3 separate regions of the Homo sapiens genome follow, and regions 1 and 3 are each linked to region 2. A link is a contact called in ENCODE Hi-C or POLR2A ChIA-PET data. All regions are on one chromosome and are shown on one strand. Each heading gives the region's core, a stretch centred on a gene start or an enhancer-like site at or near the end of the contact. The rest is flanking DNA. Distances are from core to core; before and after follow the strand shown.

Evidence for each region. Hi-C counts contacts between places; a loop is a spot of excess contacts on that map. ChIA-PET counts read pairs that join two places held with the same protein, here RNA polymerase II (POLR2A). Pooled maps may share reads with other maps.
Region 1: a map of MCF 10A shows a loop between it and region 2 (11-fold over the local background). The contact joins the promoter of ADIPOQ here to the enhancer-like site in region 2. A Hi-C loop is called at or near these places in 6 of 168 maps with a recorded cell type or tissue (HCT116, IMR-90, MCF 10A and 3 more) and 13 of 50 pooled maps. POLR2A ChIA-PET finds 5 or more read pairs at or near these places in 1 of 52 experiments (PC-9).
Region 3: a map of KBM-7 shows a loop between it and region 2 (3-fold over the local background). The contact joins two enhancer-like sites. A Hi-C loop is called at or near these places in 31 of 168 maps with a recorded cell type or tissue (CD14-positive monocyte, DLD1, GM12878 and 23 more) and 5 of 50 pooled maps. POLR2A ChIA-PET finds 5 or more read pairs at or near these places in 6 of 52 experiments (H1, OCI-LY7, WTC11 and 2 more).

What each region holds. Positions count from the first base shown.
Region 1 is chr3:186,840,802-186,844,595 of GRCh38, forward strand. ADIPOQ (adiponectin, C1Q and collagen domain containing) reads left to right here and starts at 1,909. Exons shown (of 3, transcript NM_004797.4): 1 at 1,909-1,948. RefSeq lists a promoter at 1,233-1,931, a cis regulatory region at 1,333-1,360 and an enhancer at 1,949-3,794.
Region 2 is chr3:187,316,862-187,320,424 of GRCh38, forward strand. No RefSeq gene overlaps it. Among named protein-coding and RNA genes, the nearest start is that of MASP1, 27 kb to the left of the region's middle. Within about 2 kb of position 2,255, at least 5 of the 41 ENCODE cell types and tissues checked have a DNase peak (open chromatin) inside an H3K27ac peak, as active enhancers do; they include heart right ventricle, where a contact is called at or near this core.
Region 3 is chr3:187,693,961-187,697,638 of GRCh38, forward strand. No RefSeq gene overlaps it. Among named protein-coding and RNA genes, the nearest start is that of RTP2, 6.8 kb to the right of the region's middle. Within about 2 kb of position 1,680, at least 3 of the 41 ENCODE cell types and tissues checked have a DNase peak (open chromatin) inside an H3K27ac peak, as active enhancers do; they include heart right ventricle, where a contact is called at or near this core.

The sequences.
Region 1 (3,794 bases), core at 659-3,158, 480 kb before region 2:
GTGCCAGGTTCTATTCTAGGAACTAAGGGATACAACTTTGAATAGGCAAAATCTCTGCTCTCCTGAAGTTTACTTTTTTTTTTTTTTTTGAGACAGAGTTTCACTCTTGTCACCCAGGCTAGAGCGCAATGGTGCTCTTGGCTCACTGCAACCTCCACCTCCTGGGTTCAAGTGATTCTCTTGTCTCAGCCTCCCAAGTAGCTGGGACTACAGGTATGTGCCACCACGCCCGGCTATTTCTGCATTTTTAGTAGAGATGGGGTTTCACCATGTTGGCCAGACTGGTCTCAAACTCCTGATCTCAGGTGATATGCCTGTCTTGGCCTTCCAAAGTACTGGGATTACAGGCCTGAGCCACTGCACCTGACCTGAAGTTTATGTTCTATTAAATAGCAACAGACAGTAACATAAACCAAAAATAAATAGGAAAACACCATAACAAAAATCAAACAGTGATATAATTGAGAGTTGCTTCTATTTCTTTTTGTTGTCTTCTTGGTTCAATCAGCCTGCTAAACTATATGGAACCTCATTTTCATGGGCCACTTATTTAAGCCGGGGGACCTTGGAAAGTCTCTCATGTCTCTCATCTCAACGGCCTAATGTGACTTCTCTTGAAATATTTGGACATTAGCAGGAAGCTGAGGCTTTACATCAGATCTTTACTTTAATGGTGGACTTGACTTTACTGGTAGATTTTTAGGCTCTGTGTGGACTGTGGAGATGATATCTGGGGGGCAGGCAGACACTTGCCCTGCCTCTGTCTGAGAAAATTCTGTTTTGGATGTCTTGTTGAAGTTGGTGCTGGCATCCTAAGCCCTTGCTGGGGTCGTAATTTAATTCATCAGAATGTGTGGCTTGCAAGAACCGGCTCAGATCCTGCCCTTCAAAAACAAAACATGAGCGTGCCAAGAAAGTCCAAGGTGTTGAATGTTGCCACTTCAAGCCTAAACTTTCTAGGAACACCTAAGTGGGTGGCAGCTTCCAGTTCTCCAGGCTGCTTCTAGGCCAGAGCTGGGTTCCACAAGAGACAGAATAGGCATATATATGCTTAAGGAACTGGAAAAACAGGCTCTCTCTCTCTCACAAACACACACACACACATACCAAGGTAGCTGTCAAAATGTTATCCGAAATTTTGGAACCAAAAAATCTTGAAAGATGGTATTCCAATATCACATTTTATGTAAGTTTTCTATTATATTAGATTCAAATTACGATTCGAGGCCACAAGCTTTAAGAATTCAGGGCCTTTTTAACTTGCCAAGCCCCACACCACTCCAGGAACTTCCCCACACCCCAGTTCTCAGAATTCATGTGCAAGGTCTTTCCTAAATCCAGGGTCCAGGTCAGAGAGTGGAGGATGTGCTCTATTTCTTACCTGATTGCAGACCCCTCTGACAGTGCTCCCTTCTGAAGCACTCACTGTCTGAACGTACACAGTCTCAGACTTAATCATGCACAGTGAGCAAGACTGTGGTGTGATAATTGGCGTCCCTGACTTATTAGGGCAAATCTATGGGAGGGGGAGACCTCCTGGACCACTGAGCAATTAATTCATTTACATTAGGAAGTTTCTCCGTCAGATGCAGGAAAAAAATCTTGTTTTCCTGCTGTGGTTTTGACTTTTGCCCCATCTTCTGTTGCTGTTGTAGGAGGCAAAATAAGGGTCAAGGCCTGGAAACACAAGTGCTTTGACTGAAGCTCCACTTGGCTTCCGAAGCCCAAGCTGGGTTGTACCAGGTTCCCTAGGGTGCAGGCTGTGGGCAACTGCCAGGGACATGTGCCTGCCCACCGGCCTCTGGCCCTCACTGAGTTGGCCAATGGGAAATGACAATTGTGAGGTGGGGACTGCCTGCCCCCGTGAGTACCAGGCTGTTGAGGCTGGGCCATCTCCTCCTCACTTCCATTCTGACTGCAGTCTGTGGTTCTGATTCCATACCAGAGGGTAAGAGCAATTCTGTGAAGTTCCAGGCTGGGTGGGGGATGCATGCATAGCCTCTGGCTGGGATCACCCAGGCTCTCCCGTCCGTAGTAGTGTGGGAGTGGATACAGGTGGATACTCTGGTCAGAGCAGCACTGGTGGAGGCAGATATGCACTGGGCTTCTTCCTCCGTTCTCCCACAGCCCCAAGAGAGAAAGGGTTATTTCAGACATTCCTTCTAAGATGCATGGAACCATTCTGAATTTTGCCCAGTTCGCTCTGTAGCAGGATACCTATTGAGAAAAAGTTAGGGTCAGTAAGGTGGAAGGGTCTGTCCACAGATGAAGTCCAATTCGATTAAGGGGGATAAGGGAATACATTGCCTCTTAGCTTGACCAGGTAGGGCAAAGGAAGAAGCATATATGAAGGCAGCTTCAGAAAAGTCAAGCTGAGCACTGACTTCAGACTGGAATTAGGAATCCAGCTCTGCCACTTTATTCTACTCAGCAAATATTTACTGAGCAAATTCTATGGGCTAGACAGTGGATTGGGTTCACAAGATACAATGAGTGTGACATGGTTGTTGTCTATGGATTTGGGGATATATGTAGGTATAGGGATATCTTACAAGGTAATCAAGAGGTTCTAATGAGGCCAGCCATGGTGGCTCACACCTGTAATCCCAGCAATTTGGGAGACCGAGGCGGGTGGATCACCTGAGGTCAGGAGTTCCAGACTAGCCTGACCAACATGGTGAAACCCCGCCTCTACCAAAAATACAAAAATTAGTTGGGCGTGATGGCAGGTGCCTGTAATCCCAGCTTCTCGGGAGGCTGAGGCAGGAGAATTGTCTGAACCTGGGAGGCAGAGGTTGCAGTGAGCCGAGATTGTTGCCACTGCATTCCAGCCTGGGTGACAGAGCGAGACTTTGTGTCAAAAAAAAAAAAAAAAGAAAGAAAAGAAAAAGAGGCTCTAATGAGATAAAATGAGAAAAGCCTGGCATATAGTGGCAACTTATGAAAAATTGTAATTAAAAAAAAACATTTTCTGACAGAAGAAACTGGATCTACCTGGTTTTTCTGAAGCCTAATCCTGCTCGCCCCAGTGAGTGCTGTTTCTGAGGCATCCTGGTTGTTTTGAGCTGTGGATGCTGAAGGTTAGAGTGGGAGGGATTTTAGAGGTTAGGTCTGCCCCTCTTGTGTTAGAGGACATGGATCCCTGGTCTGGAGAGGTTCTGGTTTTTGGATCAAGCCTCACAAGGGGTGGCACCAACTCACTCCTAGGAACTCCGCTAGAAGGAAGGCCAGCTCTGCCTAATTCGGTTGGGGAGATGGGGGTCCCTTTATGCTAGCAGAATATGTCCGAAGGAGCATGATGGTGTCAGCTTTGTTCATGAAGGCCAGTGGTACACAGGGAGCCCGGCAGCTTCCTCAGCAGTCCCTGCTGCCACTCTTCCTTAAGTCTTGAGGAGTCTTTTTTTGGCACAATCTCAGCTCACTGCAACCTCCGCCTCCCAGGTTCAAGCGATTCTCCTGCCTCAGTCTCCCAAGTAGCTGAGACTACAGGCATGCGCCACCACGCCCAGCTAATTTTTATATTTTTAGTAGAGATGGGGTTCACCATATTGGCCAGGATGGTCTCGATCTCTTGACCTCATATTCCACCTGCCTCGGCCTCCCAAAGTGCTGGTATTACAGGTGTGAGCCACTGCGCCTGGCCGAGGAGTCTTAAGCTGAGATCACAGCATTGCACTCCAGCCTGGGCAAAAAAAGCAAAACTCCATCTCAAAAAAAAAAAAAAAAAAATAGACACAAGACTGGCTCCTTGTCTTTTTTGGGGACAGGGTCTCACTCTATCACCCAGGCTGGAG
Region 2 (3,563 bases), core at 1,005-3,504:
ACAAGCTAATTTAAAAATCAACTGCAGAATTTCCACTTACACTACAGAAGCCAGTTTGTAGCTCTTCACTCTAGATTGTAAATATCTTTTTGAATCTTCAGTTGTTTAATGAACTCATCAATTCTCCCAGATTAATAGTATCTCAAATTTTACCAAATGAGCTTTTGTATTCAGGACATTTATTTTCATTGCCTTTGCCTTTAATCAACCTGCAAATCTATTTTCCCTCACACTCTCCCCTTGCTTCTAGCCACCTGCCTCAAGAGGGAAGGGGCCTTCCTCCTTGGTCCTCAGGAACCTCCCCTCTCCAGCGATGCCTGCTCTGTCTTGTATCCACTGCTTGTGACTCTCAGCCTGCTCGTCTTCCACAGCTTAGACTGATATTCAAATCTTTCCCATCTGTAAAACAAAATCTTTCTGTGGCACAAAATTTCCCTTCCCATTCAGCCTTCATCCTCTTTCTCGTTTTCTTTCCCAGTCAAGCTTCTGGAGAGAGGAATATTTCCTGAGTTCTCTTTATTTCTCTTCTCCAATTAGCTCCTCTTCTCTATTGTCTGATTCTGCCCTCGTTTTTCCAATAAAACTGCTGCCAGGTGGAGCCATTAGGGACCCTCCGAGTGGCCACATCCAATCCACAGAGTAGGTATGAACCCGTTTTTTGTTCACACCTACTTTAACTTTCCTGCTGAGTATGTTTTTGTGAAGGATTGTCTCCCTCTTAAGACAATCTTCCTTTAGTTTTTCACACATTGTCTGTTCTCCTTTCTCCTTCCTACACCCCGGACTGCCCCCCTTCAGCTGAAATCTCAAGGCACTCTTTCCCTTTCATCCCTTGCAAATTGCCTCTGTCTTTGACTGCCTCCTCCTCTCATTCTCCTCCAGTGACTCTTCAAGTGTGGCTCTGGAATCATTTGTGTCAGAAACACCCAAGGAGCTTTCTGCTTACTAAAGGTGTGACTGGAGTTCTAGTCCAGACCGACTGTATGGAGTCTCTGGAGGTGGGTAGGAACAGGCATTATAAGCTGTCTCTCCTGGAGATTCTGACACTTTCCCTGGACCACACTTCCCCGCCCCCACTCCACACCCACCCTGACAGGGTCTTGCTCTGTCACCCAGGCAAGAGTGCAGTGGTATGATCACGATTCAGTGCAGCTTTCATGTTCTGAGCTCAAGAGATCCTCCCAACTCAGCCTCCCAAGTACCTGAGACTACAGGTGTGCACCACCACACTTGGCTAATTTCTAAATATTTTGTAGAGATGAGGCTTTGCTATTTAGCCCAGGCTGTGGGTCATACTTTTTCTGTGTGTGTGTGTGTGTGTGTGTGTGTGTGTGTGTGTGGGACAGGATCTCACTCTGTTGTTCAGGTTGGAGTGCAGTGCCGGGATCTCAGCTCACTGCAACTTCTGCCTCCCGGGTTCAAAAGATTCTCGTATCTCAGCCTGCTGGGTAGGTGGGATTACAGACATGCACCATTTTTGTATTTTTAGTAGAGACAGGGTTTCATAATGTTGCCGAGGCTGGTCTCAAACTCATGGCCTCAAGTGATCCACCGTCCTTGGCTTCCCAAAGTGTTGGGATTACAGGCACGAGCCACAGTGTCCGGCCTGTGGGCCTACTTTTTAATGCTTCCCAGTTCATCCTCCCCACTGCTGCCTTGACCCCATCCCATTGCTCTCCTCCTTAAAATCCTTCATGGGGCTCTCCTCCTTACAAACAGACGCTAAGCTCCATATCCTGGCATAAAGGACCTTTGGTGATTTGGCCCCTGTGCAGCTCTTGGGTCGCCCCCAACTCTCAAATCTGCTCTGTGCCCCGGAGATATCCTTAACACACCTGCTTGCTCCCACCCTGAGCCTGGCAGTTCCTGCTCTCCACCATGTTTCACTTGCACCCACCTTCAAATCTCAGAGTGGGAAACAGCTCCCGAACAAGAGGAAAGGCCTAAGCCCCAGTGTTGGCTCTGCCATTGATAAGTCACATGACATATTGATTATACAATCCTTGAGCCCCAACTCATATGTAAGCAAAGAGAGGACTTTAAACTGATTTCAGTTTTGGAATACTTAAAAAAAATCAGAAATACAAACTTCGTACAAATGTGTTGTGAAAGGTGCAGTAACAAGTCGTAGCCACCAGAGAGCACTAGAGGATCTCATTCAGCACAAGCGCGGGGCTTTGTCTCCATGACTTAGACTTCATTCTGGGGGTGGTCTACTCGAATTTGGGGCTGATGGGTGCCATCAGCTCCATGCCTAACCTTTATGTAAGAATATTATGAGACAGAGGAGCAGAATCTGTCACTTAAAAACTTCACTTTGGGGGAGGCAATGAAACTAGTCGTTAGTTGTCTTTAAATGCACAAATTTCAAAAGCAGCCCTTTCCGTGCTGGCTGGTGCATTTTGAAGGCTGTCCCAGTACTCCCACCCTACAGCTCATTTTTGGACCTCATATGCCGGACACATGGAGGGAGTTGTTTTGTTCGGGTTCTAGTGGAACCATCTGTACATTCCTCACTCTCTGTGGGGAGCAGGAATTGATCACAGGAAATGACCTCAGCTGCCTTGGGAAAGACGGACTTCCCATCCCTGCGGCTTTGAGCAAATCTGCTTAGTTGAGGGGCTGAGGAGGTAATTCTAGACCCTCCTGTGGCTGGGTTTGAATCTGAGACGCCTCTGAGGATCTGATGAAAGTCATGGACAATCCCCTCCAGAATACTCATAATATGCAGATTATTTCAGCAGCTTCGCAGACCTTTTATCTAGGAACCCAGGCTATGGACTATTTAGGGTTCCTCTCAGCTTTAAGAACCCAATGTCTTATAGTTGTACTTCATAACGAGCTATGCACATTAGCAGCTTTCTAATTTGTAGTAAGACTAAACTCTTGGTTATTTCCTCTGGAGAAGTGGGGGTGATGCATCCCACTGTTTAGGAATACCTCAATAGTGGATCATCCATCAGATCTGGGCTTTCCTATGAGCACTTCAGCCCCTTAGAGAGGGTGCATTCTGAAACTCTCCTGCAGGGGAGGCTAAAGAGCCACACATATCCCCAATGAGTCCCTGCTCGCTGGGGATGTGTCCTGGCCACGCAGGGAGGAAGTGAAGCTTCTTGCCATGTCGGTGTCCACATCTCAGTCCTGAGCTTTCTTTGTAAATCTTTCTGTGTTCTGGGAAGCTCCAGGGACTCTGCCTGCTTTTCTCTGCGCTGTACAGCTCCTCCATATGCTCCTACCTTTGGAGTTCTTTGCATCCTGAAGCTTGTGACCTAGAAGCTTCATAAGACAAAATAGCTAGCAATGACCTTGGGATTAAGATGCTCAGTCTTGTCTTGACTCTGCCGTTTATTAACTGTGGGACTCTCGGCCTCAATTATAAAATAGGAATAATAACTCCTATTTCTTATCTTATTGGGTTCTTTTATTTTTATTTAACAAATATGCACGGAGCGCCTGTTACGTGCCACTCCCCGTCCTTAGCACAGTTGATAGCAATGAATGGGACAGACATGATTCTCTGTCTTGATGAAGCCGACAGTCCAGGGTAGTTTGAGAATCAAATC
Region 3 (3,678 bases), core at 430-2,929, 380 kb after region 2:
AGTGAGGTAATGCACATAAAAGTGCTTAGTACAGCACCTCATGCACAGTAAATAATTGCAATAGCAAATGTTTATGGGGCTCCTTCTCAACGAATGTTATTTTTTATTATTATCTGGAAATGAAGTGTGCCAGGCTAATGAGACTAAGTTTTGTCCAATGGCAGGAGGGAGCTCTGGAAGAGTCCAAGCACAGGACTGTGTGAATCATAGCTGATAATTAGAAAATCACCCTAGGATGGTGGCAGATTGGAAAGTGGATTGTAAGGGAAGAGGTTATAGGCATAAAGATTATTGAGGAGGCTACTAAGGCAAGAGACACTAAATGACTGGGTTTGGGCAGCAGTAGAGGGAAGGAAAGAAAGGAGAGCAACCCCAGAGGTACTTGGGAAGAACAATCAACAGGACATGGGACATGGTGACCAACTATTGTGGGGTGGGGTAGGGCCATGAAAGAGGATCAGGGGACAGTATCCAGATTTCTGAGAAGTAAGAGAAATGGGTTCGGATGGCAAAGGGACAAGCCCAGCTTTAGTCATGCTGCCTTTGATGGGAGCACACCGTGAACAGGTCAATTGGTCTGTGGGCCTGGAGCTCCATGGAAATGCTTAGAGAAGCCATGAAGACCAGGAATTCCTATGGGGTGAACATGATGGAAATTATGAGTGAGTATGTTACTGAGGAAACATGAGCAGAGTGAGAGGAGAATCCCAGGATGGGTGAGGGAAAAGCTCCCACAAAGAATATTACAGTGGAGAGAAAAATGAAAGAGCAGATGGAGGAGCAAGTACTGACATAGAATCTTCAAGGAGGGAGTATAAAATGCAGTGGACACATCAAGTAAGATGACTACAGACAAGTGGCCAATGGTTTGTCTCTATCTTAGAATGCCTGTGGTCATTCAGGTGTCTATCATTAGATTGTCTGAGGTCACCCAGGTGTCCCTATCATTAGAATGCCCAGTGTCAGCCAGGAGTGTCTCCCATTAGAATGCCTGTGGTAGGCCATGAGTCTCTATTTTTAGAATTCATGAGGTCGCCCTGTTGCTTCTATCATTAGAATTCCGGGGATTGCGCAGATGTCTCTATCATTAGAATGCCTGGGGTCAACCAGGAGTCTCTTTGACCACAGACAAGTGGCCAATGGTTTGGCAATGGAGTATTTAGTGACTGTTTCAGAAACATGAAAATGAGATTTCCATGGGTTCAGGAGTAAATAAAGAGATGGAGATAAATGTAATCTACTCCTTTGAGAAACTTGATTTTGAAAGAATTTTCTTTTTAATGAAATGGCAATAGTCCAAGGGGAATGTGGAATCACAGCAGTGTCATTCTAGTTAACTATAGAAAAGACACAGCTGTACTTACATACTGAGAAAATGAGCTGGTGGAGAAGGAGAAGTAGAATATGTTTATCTTTCATTTTCCCAGACCCCGTTTCTTTTCATCTGTTCTAGCCCCCTTGTCCTCACTTCCGTTTTCAGTGGCTCATCATCCCCCAACTCACAGTCCTCAACTCAGATGCCCCAGCCTTGCTGACCCTCTGAGGCATGACCTCTCCCTTGACACAATCTTGGCTGTTTAGCCCTACCCCCAGGAACCACAACTTCAGTAACAGATGCTGCTGACGCCACTTCATCCCAGTCCCGTCCCTTCGTGTTCCTTAAGATTCCCAGGGTTGGCCAAGTTCTCTGGAGATCACTTGACTCCTGGGCTCCTTGACATCCATTTTCCCAGAAACACCATGCATCCACAGCTAGGCAATGGCCCCGAGGGTCACACACCCTGCACCAGCCCTGCTGAGCACCATCTGCAGCTGATGAAAGTGAATCCAGAACCTCATGTTCCTGCTAATTTACAACCACTCCAGCCTGATGCTCTTTTTGTACTCTTTTGCTGAACCCAACCAAATAAAGGCAGAGGTTCTTCCAGATTGCCTAGTTCTTTGCTCTTGCAGGTCCACAGAGAAATCTGACAAGCCACCAGGATTTCTTTGCCAGTGCTGAGTAAAGCCAGCCTGTGGAGACAGACAGCAGGTGGGGCACAGTGCTCAAAGCTGCCCCTCTCTGAGAACACATCTAACCAAACACTCCATCCCTGAACCTCACCTTCAGCTCTCAGGCCCCACGTGGGGGCTCTGAAGGTGGGCTATAGAAAGATGTGAATGTCGGGACAATTAAGGGTGTGAATAGGAGAGTTTCTGTTTCCAATTCCAGACAGTGATCAACACAGTGTCATCTGAACCCGGCTCATGAGTCAAACTGCCCGCCTCACAGCTATGCCTGAGGGAATGGGAACAGCAAATGCATTTACCCTGAAGGGGTGGTCCCATGGACTAGCCAGAGGGGAAGGTGCTGGGGGACAGGTGCTGTCTGCCTCCACTTGCTCACACCTCCCCTTGGGCATGACCTCCCCTGAGTGGAGACACACAGCCCTGCTCTCACCTGGAAGATCCACATCTGCAGATCTGCCTCATCTGCCCCTTCTCTCACCATCGCCAGGAACTAGGATGGCTATCAAATTTGCCATAATGTATTTTCATACATAATGAAAGAGGAGCATCTCCCTGCATCATGGGTAGCTAGTGTGTCCTACCACATCTCTGCTGAGCACAGGAATGTATAAACGCACTTTAAAACATGTGTATGGGTTATGGGTGGTGGCTCACGTCTGTAATCCCAGCACTTTGGGAGGCCAAGGCGGGTGAATTGCTTGAGGTCAGGAGTTCAAGACCAGCCTGGCCAACAGGGTGAAACCCTGTTTCTACTAAAAACACAAAAAATTAGCCAGGCATGGTGGCGCACACCTGTAGTCCCAGCTACTCTGGAGACTGAGGCAGGAGAATCACTTGAACCCAGGAGGTGGAGGTTGCAGTGAGTCGAGATCTTGCCACTGCACCAAAAAAAAAAAAAAAAATGTGTGTATGATCCACCCCTTGTGAGGCTGAGGTGAGCGATCACTTGAGCCTGAGAGTTCAAAGCTGCAGTGAACTGTGATGCCGCTACTGAACTCCAGCCTGAGCAACAGAACGAGACCATGTCTTAAAAAAAAAAAAAAAAAAAAGACACAACTGTGGCATTTAAGGTCTATGAACCCTACAAAGGGGCTGTAAGCAACTGGCAATTGGCACCCCATCCCTATGGTCTACTTTCTTTCCCAGACCCAGTTGACCAGACCCACTTTCTTCCCCCACCCCCGCCGCTAAGACAGAGTCTTGCTCTGTCACCCAGGCTGGAGTGCAGTGGCACAATCTTGGCTCACCACAATCTCCGCCTCCCAGGTTCAAGCAATTCTCCTGCCTCAGTCTCCCAGGTAGCTGGGACTACAGGTGTGCACCACCACGCACAGCTAATTTCTCTATTTTTAGTAGAGATGGTGTTTCACCATGATGGCCATCATGCCCAGCTAATTTTTGTATTTTTAGTAGAGGCAGGGTTTCACCATGTTGGCCAAGATGGTCTCTATCTCCTGACCTCGTGATCTGCCTGCCTCAGCCTCCCAAAGTGCTGGGATTACAGGCGTGAGTCAACGCACCCAGCCCAGACCCACTTTCCATATCCTCTCAGGAAATAAGGTAAGACAACACTGCAGATGCTACTCAAGAGAGGCAGGAGCACAGAGATAATCTATTTACAGTGTTTATCTACCTTTAGCAAACCTCACACCACCTTTACCTGCCCCA